Linked DNA regions of Homo sapiens: region 2 is linked to region 1. Evidence: chromatin contacts called from ENCODE Hi-C or POLR2A ChIA-PET data. All regions are on one chromosome and are shown on one strand. The core of a region is the stretch at or near the end of the contact, and the rest is flanking DNA. Distances in the headings are between cores, read along the strand shown.

Region 1 (6,061 bases), core at 1,792-4,291:
CGGCTGGCCGTCTGCGCACCCTCTCTCCCCTCGGCTCTTTGTGAGTGTGGGTTCGCGGGAGAAGGTGGGGAGGAGAGGAGGCCGAGGGGTGGGGAGCTGGCGGAACGTGGGGATTGGAGCCGGGAGGGAGGAGGAGGAGGAGCGGGCTGCCACGGGCGCGGGCGCGGGCGCGGGGCGCGGCGGGGGCGGGAGGGAGCCCAGCCGAGCCCGGCCGCCCGCTCCCGCCACTGCCACCGCCTCCTCCTCCGCGTCCGCTCGGCGCGGGCACGGGCGGGATGGGCTGGCCCGGCGGCTCCCCCTGCTGCTGCCCCGCCCCGCCGCGCCCCCGCCCGGCCGGGCGCCCCCCGCAGGTGAGTGGCCGCGCCGCGCTGGGCGGGCGGCGGTCTCTGCGTCACGGCCGCGCGGGCAGTGCCAGGGGCGGGCGCCAGGGGGCGCGGGGCCGCCGGAGGTCGAGAGGGCGCGGGGCGCGGGGCGCGGCCCAGGGCTGGGGCCGGGGGCTCTGGCTGGCCGCGGAGAGCTGGGAGCAGCGGGAGGCCGGGACAGTGACTAGGGGGCGGGGCGCGGCCGCGGCCCTACTCGATCAGGCCGCCACGCCTTCCAGCACCCGGGGCGCACGGGGCCGCACGCCGTGCCACACACGCAGGCCCGGGACCCGGCAGCAGCTGGCAGCGGCGCTCGGGCCCCGGCCTGGCAGGGTGCGGGCGAACGTTTTCCTTTCCTGCTTCACATGTGGGACAGAGGCCGTAAGCGGGCACAGATGAGGCTGATTCGACTCGCCAGCCCCGCTCTGCGGCCCCCTCCAGTCTGCCCCCATCCTCCAGACCCTTCTGGGAACACCCCCAGAGCCGCCGCCCTCCCTCGCTCCTTCCCTGGGCCTTACCCCTCCTCCGCGGCGGCCGGGCTCCCAGCCTCCCTTCCAACCACAGCTATTTCCAGAAAGGGGGGTGTGGGTGGAGGGGTTTCTCCAAACAAACCCAAGACTTCGGAGAGAGAGGGGGCCCGGCTGGGGGAGAGGTTGACAGGCTCTGGAATGTTACAGGCGGGAGGAGGGTGAGGGTCCAAGAGGGTCTAGTGATGCCTTCCCAGCCCTCCTCAAGTGAGCTACTTTTCCCCTCGGGACTGGCTCATAGGGATCCCATCCCTGCTTCCCTTCCGAGGTGCGAGTGCCACAGGATGGGAGGGACTCACAGCCACAGTGGATCCTGACCACCCCACCCCTCACCGAGCTCACTGCTTGGGCACCTCCTTGCTGGGTCTGGGTGGGGAGTGTGAGACCAGTGAAGGTGAGAGGATGTCTGGGGACCTGTTCCAGGTGAGGGGACTTTCAGCCCCTATGGAGGCAGCAGGAGAGTGAAGCATGTAGAGGAGTCCTGGTCAGGGCCATGTGCCATAGGAGCAGAAGCTGGGACTGGACAGAAAAAAGCCACCCCCACTGCCCACCTTGTCACACTGCCCCATCTCCCCCAAGCAGGGCTGGGGGCTCGACAAGGCCAGGCCCGGTTGCCCACACTGGCCGGGGGCCTGGAATGTGCTGGGACACAGCCAGGCTGGCAGGATGGGGGTGGGTCACAGAGCCCGTGCTCCTCTCCAGTTACAGGCAGGGAGCCCAGGCCTGCCACACAGATGCCACCTTCTGGCCAGGATATCCTGGGGACACATTTCTTGGCCTGGAAAATTGGAGCTTCCAGGGAGAGGTGTCAGGCTAGGCCCAATCCAGTCAGGTCCTCGCAAGGGTCTCAAGTGGGCACCCACAGCAGGCCTCACCCCAGAGAATGCAGGATTCTTCATCCCAGGGAACCCATCCTGGTGGATATGAAGGAGCAGGAAGCAAGTAGAAGGGACTCCGTGGGAGAAGCCAGGGCTGGGGGAGTTGCCTGAGTACTGGGACATTCAATAAATACCATGCAAATGAGAGGGGCACATTTGCACATTCTTTCAAGTGACAGCTATAGCCTGTCCCAGGGGCTGCTGTCCACAGCTTGGGGCTGAAGACTCCCAGGCCATTAACCCCTTAGCTTTTAGGAAGATTACTCCCCCTTTTTCAAGGCCCCATCCACCTCCCTCCCTTGACTCCCAGGACGGGAAGTTGGCCATGTTCCCAGGAGGGAGGCCGGAGGCCCATGGATGGGGGTGGAGTATGTGTTGGGAGGGGGGACCTCCTGTCCAGTCCTCAGGCCCTGGGACAGCTGCTGAGGAAGGAGAGCAGACCCAGGAGAGCCATGAAGGTAGTACTCAGGCTTCGGGGTTGCCGCGGGGGGAGGGTGCAGCCCTTGGGTAGAGAGCCCAAGTTGCAGGGCTGGAAAGAGGGCTAGGGATCTGTGAGATCATGTCTGAAACAAAGCCAGGGAATGGGTGAGTGGGGGGCACTGTGTCAGGAGCAGAAACCTGGGGGCTTTCAGGAGAAGGGCCTCATATGCCTTAGGCTGTGGCAGGAGAATGGATTACTCCCCAAACCTGAGCAAAGCAGTCTTGTGGCTGGAACTTGGCCTTGCAAGGTGTATTGAGGGTAAAGGTGGGCGGTGCATGCTTTCCTTTTCCTACTTCATAACGAGTGAAACTGAGACAGGAAGGGGGCCCCCAGTCCCATTTTTACCTGACTCTCAGGACACACTCGGGATCCTGGGCCTGCCTGCTGGTAGTAGTTCCCAGCTCCACTCCCTCCCCAGCGGAAGTCCCTCGAGAGCTTGAGAGTTCAGGCTGGAGCCTGGCTGGGACACACTGTTCCCCACTTGCCCTTTAGCCCTGCCCCGAGACCAGAATTCTCACCCGGCCCCACCGGGGGTGGGGGCAGAATCTCAAGACCATGGATCCCTGCAGATCCCTGGAGAGTGTGGTGTCCCAGGTGTGGGACAACTCCAGAGTTGGGGGAGTAGGGGGAGCAAAAGATCACAGGCTGACACTCCCAGCAGGGTAGATCCTGGGAATCTGATCTCCTGGCCTCCCCCACATCCTCCCCCCTCCACTTCCTGGAGCAGCGACCTGCCCCCTTCCCGCCTGCACTTCCCTCCACTTCCAGGGCCGGGCTTCTCCTCACACCAGCCAGACAGCCTACCCTCCGCCCAGGGGAAGCGGCTGCCTCCGCCAGGCCGCTTCCAGGAAGCCCCGGGCCAGGCCCCAGCATTGTTCAGGCCCTGGGGCCAGCACCCCAGCCAGCCGAACACCATGAAGTCCAGCGGCCCTGTGGAGAGGCTGCTCAGAGCCCTGGGGAGGAGGGACAGCAGCCGGGCCGCAAGCAGGGTAGGAGTGCCCACCAGCTGGGCAAAAGAGGGGCAGGGGTGGAGGTGCGGGCAGTGGGGGAGGGGACCAGGAATCAGGCCAGGCCTTCTTCCCAATTTCAGCTTCCTCAGCCTTCTTCCCTGGCCCAGCATCCCCTCCGGAGTGGCCAGGGCTGTAGTGTGAGGGGATGTTTGGGTTAGAGTAGGTCCTGCTGTCTGTTTTGGCTCCTCTCACCTTCCCTGCTCTAGCCTGGGCCAACCCCAGGAGGTCCTGGCCCCCCAACATAAGCCCCAGGTGCCTCACTGCAGGACTTTGCCATGCGCTATCCAGGTATCCTCCAGCAGGCTCAGAGATCATCAGGCCCCTTCCCTGGCCCAGGGAAGTTTGAGGGAAATGGGGTGGCAGGGTGGAAAAAGAGAGAGGAGAGGGAGTCAGGAGTGCTTTGGAACTGGAGGTTTGCTTTCCACTGACAACATCCATATCTGCTGCTAATGCCAACATGCTCCCAAGTGTCTTAGTGGGTCCCACAAAGTTGATCCAGCCCAGAAGAGTTGCAGGGACAGTCAAGAAACCAGAGGTGCTGCCCACATCCCCATCACTCCCTTTCCCAACTTCCCAGCCTTGCCCCAAAAGCAGCAGCTCAGGACAACCTGAGATACTACTGTGATGGGTCCCCGGGAGGAGGACAGCAGGAGTCTGAACTCCAGAGGAGGGGGAATATGGGTAAAACAGAGAGATGGCAAGGAGACAAGCTGTCCCCAGACAGAGGATGGGAGGAGAGAACCCACAGTGGGAGGGGAAGGGACTGAGATAGGCCTGGGCCATAAGGGGGCATCCCAGGCTCCTGCCTCACTGCATCTCTGGGTCAGGAGGGGCTGAACAGGGAATCTGGTCCACTCCTTTCTCATTCAATGCGTGAATCCCAAGTGCCAGGGTGCAGGGGGTCGGGGGAGAACTCACAGCATCCAAAGCCAGCTAAACATCTCTCCCCAGTGACAGGCTTCTATCTGTTTCCCTCCAGCATGACCACCCCCATTACACAATTGCTGTCTGCTGCCTCAGTGCACAATGAGTAAACATGTTGTTCTGACCGTGGGGGAGGAGGGCATGTCAGCTGCCTGGAGCGTGGGGACAGCAGGAGCTAAAGGAGCAGGACTGGCTGAGGCCACTCCTGCCGGCTCAGTCTGGTGCTGCAGGACTGACATACAACACATATGTTTGGAACCTCCCTGCTCACTCTGCACACAGGTCTCCATGCGGGGAGGACAAGATGGGAAGAGTCAGGGAGTACCCTTACCACACCAGGGGGAAAGCCTGAGCATGGAGGCTTTTCCACAAGGGCATCACACACCAGGGCCATGTGAGGGGCCCAAGTGATCCCCTGGGGAGGAGCTGACCCAGCAAAGGTGACGCAAGGGGTCAGATTCCATGCACAGTTGAGGACAGGCCCCATGACCGCCCTGAAGCAGCTGTGGCCAAGTGCGTCCTACAAGTTTGAGGGCTTGATCTGGACGGAGAAAACCAGTGCAGTGCTAAGGCAAGGCTCCTGCCCAGTCCCGGAGATGGAGATGGGCCCACTGGGAACTCACACCTCTGTTTGTCCCTCCACCTTCAGCCTAGGAAAGCTGAGCCTCATAGCTTCCGGGAGAAGGTTTTCCGGAAGAAACCTCCAGTCTGTGCAGTATGTAAGGTGACCATCGATGGGACAGGCGTTTCGTGCAGAGGTGAGGCTCTCTGTCCTGTGACTCTGAGACCCTCCACCCAGTACCACTGTGTTGCACAACTCCAGCAGGCCAGCTCACACAATCTCAAATGTAATATGCTGCTCCTGGATTAGGCACAATGGCAGCTAAGAAGCAGCTGCCTCCCCCTTCAGATGGCCCTGGCTCCCCATGACAGACACCTCCCATAACCCAGGAGAGCCAGTACTCTCCATCACCTTCCCATCCTGACTTGTGACGGTAGTCTTCCTTCCCTCTCTTCCTCCTCACCTCCACCCACCCTGGAACGTTACCCCTGGCCTGGGCAGTAGTACCCCACTGCCACACTCTTCCCTCAAAACCTAGCCCTGCTCCTCTGCCCCAGCCAGCCCAGTCCAGGTGGGATCTTGGAAGTCCCAGGGTCTGGTTCCAGGGTCTGGGAGATGAGGGAAGGCCATTCCTTCCACTGTCCCACAGGCCCCTGCTAACCCCTCTCCTCCCCTTACCTTCCCTAGTCTGCAAGGTGGCGACGCACAGAAAATGTGAAGCAAAGGTGGGTATCTGATTCTACCTGATAGGGGGAGAGGGTCTGGAGTCCCTTCCTCCTCCCAAACAGGCTTCTGCAACCACACTGGCATCAACCCTCCACCTCCACCCCTCTCACCACTGGGGAACCCCTCCTGGGTGGGAGGGGTGCTGTACTGGGCCCTTTAAGAACCACCCTACTCCGCCTTCTGGAGGGCTGGCCAGCCCAGGCGGGTGGACAGCAAGACAGCGTTTGTCTTGGTGCTGTGCCCAGACTGCAGCTGGCGAGAGGATGGGGGTGGGGAAGAGGAGGAGAATGAGGAGGAGGAAGGGTGGGGTGGGTGGGGAGTGGGGGAGCAGGATTTCAGAGACTGGGCAGCCGGATGGGCTGTGCCTTCCCTCTGGGGAAGGGTCCTCAAAATGCCTGGGCGGGTCTTGTCCTGGGCCCTGGAAAAACTGGGCCTTTCCAGGTATAAGCTGTGGATAGCACCCACTGTCCACTGGGGACCTGAGACAGCCCTGTCTCTGAAGAGGTCCCCTGGTCCTCTTCCTTCAGGACAGGGGGAGGAGGATCCCAGGGCCCTGGAGCTGGCTTGGGGGAGCTGTGTGCCCAGGGGCGG
Region 2 (6,061 bases), core at 1-2,500, 2.7 Mb after region 1:
GGAAAAGGGAGCAAGAGTGATGTGTCCCTCCCTAGACAAACAGTAGCCTCTCAAGCCAGGAGCCCAGGGCAGGAGCAAATTGAAGTGGGCAGAGCCCTTCCTCACCCCCAAGCGCTGGGAGGAGGGAAAGGGGGAGAGGGGCTGGACAGGGATGAGAGGGTTGGGGAGGGAGAGAGGGGAGAAGGGAGAGCGAAGGGAAGCCCCATGGCGATAGCATCAGGCGGTTGGCTGGTTGCCCCACTGCCCCATATCACAAGTGGTTGGGTCACCAGACAGGAAGGGCCAGGAGGGATGGGGGTAGGGGTTGCTGCACACCCAGGATGGCCATTCTCGGTGGAAACAAGCCTCAGGTGTCCAGGAAAACTGGAGGAGGGAGTGGCTGCGCTGTCTTTCCCTGGCTTTCTTTCCACATCTGGTCTCCAGCTGCCTTAATTCTCATTCCCTCAGCCCTCACCACTGTGGAGCCAGGTCTCCCCGCACCCTGCCGGCGCGCCCCCCAGGACCCCTCGCCACTCACGCAAAAGGCCAGCAGGAGGACGTAGAGCAAGAACTTCACACATTTCATTCCTCCTTCCACCGCCATGGCTGCCGGGCCTGGGGCAGAGGGGAGGGCGGGGGGATTAAAACTGGCCGAAGGGGGACCTCGGTTTCCGGGCTCCCGGCCGGCCCTCGAGGGCTTCCCTTCACGGCCCCGATTCCCGGCCCCTCCCACCCGGAAACCCGCGGTCGGATCCACGTCTCCCAGCCCCCTCTTTACCCGCAGGAGAGGGGTGGGGGCGACGGCCGCGAAGCCCGGACCCCGCCCCGCCGCCTCTGGGGCCCAGGACAGATCCAAGGGCGCCGGCAGGGGCTTGAGCCTGACGCCGACCCTCGGCCCGCCAGTCTCCGGGCGTCAAACACCCTTTCCCCACCCAACACCCAGCCTGGAGAAACGGTCTTCAGCCCAACCCCGACCCCCGCCCCAGCCCCTTTCCCCTGGGCTCTGACCTCCCCGCCCACCAAAAAAAAAAAAAGTGCAGCCAGCACCCCCGCCACACCCTGCCCGGGCCCAGGGAACTTCGAAGCAAAGTTGCTCCAGGGCGGCTGGAGAGCGCCGGACGAGTCTCCGCGGGCCTGGGGCGAGCCCTGGAGGAAGGGACTGCGGGTGGTCTCTCCCAGCCCGCGCCGAAGTCCGCCGGGTCCCCGCGGCCTCACCTGGGCTTCCCAAGGCTGGCTGCGCGTTCCTCTCCCGCCGCGGCTCCGGGGCTCTCTAGCTGCGCCCCCCGGCTCCCGCCCCGCCTGCCGCGCGGCCCCGCCCCGGGCTCCAGCCACGGTCCCCTCCCCCGCCGAGTGGCCGCCGGCCTCCCTCATGTGACGCGGTAACAGCTGCGGCCTGAGTCACTGGGCCCGGCGCGGGGTGGGCCGAGCCCCCCGCCCGGCCAGGGCCACGTGGCCCCTACCCGGAAGAAGGCGCCCACCCCCGCAAAGGGAAAGCCGCAAGGGCAAGACCTCGGGGCGCCTGGGGCCCCCCTCTGGCGCTATACCTCCGTGCCAACTCGGGGTAGGAGAGCGGGGCGGAGCGCAGCCTGGGTCACTCTGGTTCAGAGAAGCGGACGAGGTGGGTGAGAGTTACCCTCTGAGCGCCGGGGCGGAGAGCTGAGGCCGGGTGACAATGTGGTCTGTGAGGTTTCCCCATCCTACCGTAGGGGATGAGCCAGCTCTCTCCTCTGGCTCCAACTCTGTGCAAGCCCCCTCCCCATCCGACTGTGCAGACAGCTGGGGACTGCCTGGGGTCGGGTGGGGCCAGAACAAACACTTCCAGAAAGTCCCTGGCTCACATCCTGGGTGTCTCCCAACATTCTACAGCATTCTAGAGTGGGGATTTCTGGCCCCCCTCTATTAGCACAGCTTCTCCATTTTCCAGGGATCCTAGTCTGAGAAAAGGGGAGGAAGCCCTTCCCCGAAGCCACGCTACCCAGTCAATCAAGACACGTCCGCGTCGGGTCCCGCCCTCTGGGGGAGGATTGACAAGGTCTGTGCTTCCAGCCTCCCAGACAGCTCCTGCATCCGTCTGTGATAGCGAGGGCTTGGGGGAAGACACGAAGGCAGGAGAGGCTTACATCCTCTGGATTTCCCCGTCTTATCCCAGAAGACAAAGCCAGGTGAGGGCTGGAAGCGGGCTAGGGGGATCAAGCTGCCTCCCTCCCTTGTGTGCCAGGGGTGGTCCCCAGAAGGAGCTGATCTGAACAGGCCGGAGAGTAGGACCGGCCGTCACACCCCCACACCTCCAGCCTCGGCCCCACTCCTTGGGCTCTTAAGGTCCTGCCTCAAGAACCACTTCCTGAGTCTTAGTGTATGTGTGTACACAAAGAATGAAAGAAGTCTCTAGAGCTAAAGGAAGGAGATCCGGGCTGGGCTGAGAAGCATCTTCCAGGATCACGGCCTTCCCGCGGGACACACCAAGCCCATTCCGGATCTTGCTCTTCCTGACCATGGCTGGCAGGCTGTGGAGGAGGAGCGGAGAGCAGAAGAAAGGAGTATTCATCAGGTTCCTTATTGTGCTGCCACTAGATGCCAGGCATGTGCTAGGCTTGGGGGCTGCAAGGAGAGGAAGACAGCGGCCCTGCCCTCTGCTAGCAGGCAGAACCGAGTTCTGGCCACACTGTGAAGAAAGGCAGAAGCCTGCGGTGGCAGCTGGTTAAGCTCAGAGGGAGGGAAAGGGAGAGGAGAATGGATTTCACGGAGCAGAAGGATGTGCTCAAGGTGACCTTGGAGAATAAAGGGGAGAGCTCCAGGGACAGAGAAGCAGTCGACTGTGGAAAAAAAAGGAGCATTTTGTAAAGTACATGGCAGGTTGGGGTTGGCTGGCTCAAAGGGCTTGGGACGGATGTGGTGAGATGGGCTGAAGGTGGTCTGAAGATCAAGATTGAGAGACTAGATACATAACAACCAACTGCAATGTTTGGTCCTTCATTGAATGGTTGAACAAACCAGCTGTGAAAGACATTTTGGGACATACAGACATGGACTGAGAATTAGACATAAGAAAATTATTTTGTTAACTGTTATCATGGTTAACAAAACGGTCATATAATATGATTATGTAGAGAAGTTACTCTAGTTTTTCCTCTTTTTTTTTCTTTATTCTCCTATCAGCCAATGCATTTGTTACAGGAAAGGGGTCCCAATCCAGACCACAAGAGAGGGTTCTTGGATCTCATGCAAGAAAGATTCAGGGCGAGTCGCAGTGCAAAGTATAAGCAAGTTTATTAAGAAAGTAAAGTGGTGAAACAACAGCTGCTCCATAGACAGAGTAGGATGTTCCCCAAAGTAAGAGGAGGGGCTAGGCGCAGTGGCTCACCACACCTGTAATCCCAGCATTTTGGGAGGCCTAGGCAGGTGGATCACCTGAGGTCAGGAGTTCGAGACCAGCCTGGCCAACACGGTGAAACCCCGTCTCTACTAAAAATACAAAAAGTAGCTGGGCACAATGATGTGTGCCTGTAGTCCCAGCTACTCAGGAGGCTGAGGCAGGAGAATCACTTGAACCCAGGAGGCAGAGGTTGCAGTGAGCAGAGATCGTGTTGCTGCATGCCATCCTGGGCAACAAGAGTGAAACTCCGTCTCTCTTTTTTTTTTTTTTTTTTTTGAGACGGAGTCTCGCTCTGTCACCAGGGTGGAGTGCAGTGGTGCCATCTTGGCTCACTGCAACCTCCGCCTCCCGTGTTCAAGTGATTCTCCTGCCTCAGCCTCCCAAGTAGCTGGGACTACAGGCACGCACCACTACGCCCAGCTAATTTTTGTGTTTTTAGTAGAGATGGGGTTTCACCATATTGGCCAGGATGGTCTCCATCTATTGACCTCGTGATCCGCCCCCTCAGCCTTCCAAAGTGCTGGGATTACAGGCGTGAGCCACTGTGCCCGGCAAAACTCTGTCTCAAAAAAAAAAAGTAAGAGGAGGAACACATTCACCCTCGGTATAATGCTTGTATATATGGAGAGATGTGCTCTGCTACAAAAGTTTGTGATAAAGGATTAATTTTCTTAATTACTGTATTTTGTAAGAATCGATATTATCTTTTTTATTATTATTAATTTGTTTCCTTAACCATAAACATCTAGGTTTTTTGTTTTTGTTTTTGTTTTTGAGATGGAGTTTTGCTCTTGTTGCCCAGGCTGGAGTGCAGTGGCACAACTCACCACAACCTCTGCCTCCCAGGTTCAAGAGATTCTCCTGCCTCAGCCTCCTGAGTAGCCGGGATTACAGGCATGCGCCACCATGCCTGGATAATTTTGTATTTTTAGTAGAGCCGATATTGTGCCATTGCACTCCAGCCTGGGCAACAGAGCGAGACTCTGTCTCAAAGAAAAAGAAAGAAAGATGAAAATGTTGTGGAGATGGATGGTGCTGATGGTTGCACAATGTGTATGTACTCAATGTCCCTGAATTTTATGTTATATATATTTTACTACACACATACACACAAAGAATGGCCCACTTCTACAGCCTGGAAAGTTGACACAGAGCTCCATGTGTTTGCTGGGGTGCAGGATAGAGGGGCCTCTTAGTGGGAAGTGGCTGATCTCAGACCTGGCCCTTCACATCCTTCAGATCCCCCAGCACCTGTTCCAAGTGCCTGACATCCAGATATGCCACCAAGCCGTCCTGGCTGGCCCAGGCTGCTGCCTCTTGGTTGCCTGGCACCAGTTGGTGGTAGGTGTGCTGAGGCGGGGACCCTTGTCCCTCCACACCAAGCAAAGCCAGCTTTCCCTCCAGCTTCACCACGCCTCCACCTAGGCCCAGCGACACAGCATGGGGGCCACAGATGTCTCAAGCAAACCTGCAGCCTTCTGAGAGCATGTAGGCATCAGCCAGACCCAGTGCCATGCACAGCAGCTTGTAGCCTGCATCTAAGCACAGGAAAGGGTGAGGGGATATGAGGAGGGTGAGGGGATATGAGGAAGGTGAGGAAGAAAGAAGGGATCCAGAATCAAGGGAAAAGAACAGTTGAGGAGAGTTGGGAGAGGGGTGAGGAAAAACCGGAAAGTGAGAGACATAGAGGAGGGTGGGAGGCATGGGGAAGGATGGGGGAAGAGGAGGCAAAAATACATGAAGGATCAATGCTTCTTGGGCTTCAGTTTAAAAAACATTTTCTTTAATTTTTGAAAAATAGGTGTAAGAGAGGAGTGGGGAGAGGGAAGAGGAAGAGATAGGGATGGGAGGGAAGAAGGAAACAAGGATGCATCATCAAAGCCATCCCCCCACTGGGAGGGTAAGGAGAGTGGTGGATAAAATTCAAGGTCCAGAGGTTGGGTCTGAAATGGGGGCCTGAAATTTAAGTCCAGAGGCCTCAGCTTTGGATAAGGATAGAGGCACGGTGCTTGATGGCATCTCTCAGATCGCAGGGTGAAGGAGGGGCTGCACCTGCGCGTTTGCAGGTCCTGCTGGCAGAAAAGCTCATAGACCATCCCGCAGGGCTCTCCAGAGAGTAGGTTATATGCCCCAGCACCAGCACTGAGTGCAGCCCCCAGGGGAGTACTGTGCACGGGCTCCATGGCGACATCACCACTATGTATTTACTGGTTGGTGGAGACTGGGGAACACAAAGGAGTCTCCAGGCCAGGCGCGGTGGCTCACGCCTATAATCCTAGCACTTTGGGAGGCCGAGGCGGGTGGATCACCTGAGGTCAAGAGTTTGAGACCAGCCTGGACAACACAGTGAAACCCCATCTCTACTACAAATACAAAAATTAGCCAGGTGTGGCCAGGGCGGTGACTCACGCCTGTAATCCCAGCACTTTGGGAGGCCAAGGCAGGCGGATCACGAGGTCAGAAGTTCGAGACAGCCTGACCAACGTGGTGAAACCCCGTCTCCACTAAAAAATACAAAAATTAGCCGGGCATTGTGGCGCACGCCTGTAATCCCAGCTACTCAGGAGGCTGAGGCAGGAGAATCACTCTAACCCCGGGAGGCGGCGGTTGCAGTGAGCTGAGAACACGCCATTGCACTCCAGCCTGGGCAACAGAGCGAGACTCTGTCTCAAAAAAAAAAAAAAATTAGCCGGGCGTGGTGGTGCACAC

The links. Hi-C counts contacts between places; a loop is a spot of excess contacts on that map. ChIA-PET counts read pairs that join two places held with the same protein, here RNA polymerase II (POLR2A). Pooled maps may share reads with other maps.
Region 2: a loop to region 1 is called in a map of ascending aorta, with 6 times the contacts of the local background. The contact joins the promoter of CD63 here to the promoter of TNS2 in region 1. A Hi-C loop is called at or near these places in 1 of 168 maps with a recorded cell type or tissue (ascending aorta) and 4 of 50 pooled maps. POLR2A ChIA-PET finds 5 or more read pairs at or near these places in 1 of 52 experiments (CD4-positive, alpha-beta T cell).

The regions. Positions count from the first base shown.
Region 1 is chr12:53,047,024-53,053,084 of GRCh38, forward strand. TNS2 (tensin 2) reads left to right here and starts at 3,042. Exons shown (of 29, transcript NM_170754.4): 1 at 3,042-3,237; 2 at 4,832-4,940; 3 at 5,432-5,469. The coding sequence starts at 3,163. All of the region lies in intron 2 of TNS2-AS1 (TNS2 antisense RNA 1), which reads right to left. RefSeq lists silencers at 171-240, 311-900 and enhancers at 358-1,202, 1,203-2,046.
Region 2 is chr12:55,727,759-55,733,819 of GRCh38, forward strand. It overlaps CD63 (CD63 molecule), which reads right to left and starts at 1,251. Exons shown (of 8, transcript NM_001780.6): 1 at 1,195-1,251; 2 at 518-594. The coding sequence starts at 583. CD63-AS1 (CD63 antisense RNA 1) reads left to right here and starts at 1,336. Exons shown (of 2, transcript NR_183514.1): 1 at 1,336-1,597; 2 at 1,904-3,094. RefSeq lists silencers at 648-947, 1,218-1,597 and an enhancer at 1,077-1,683.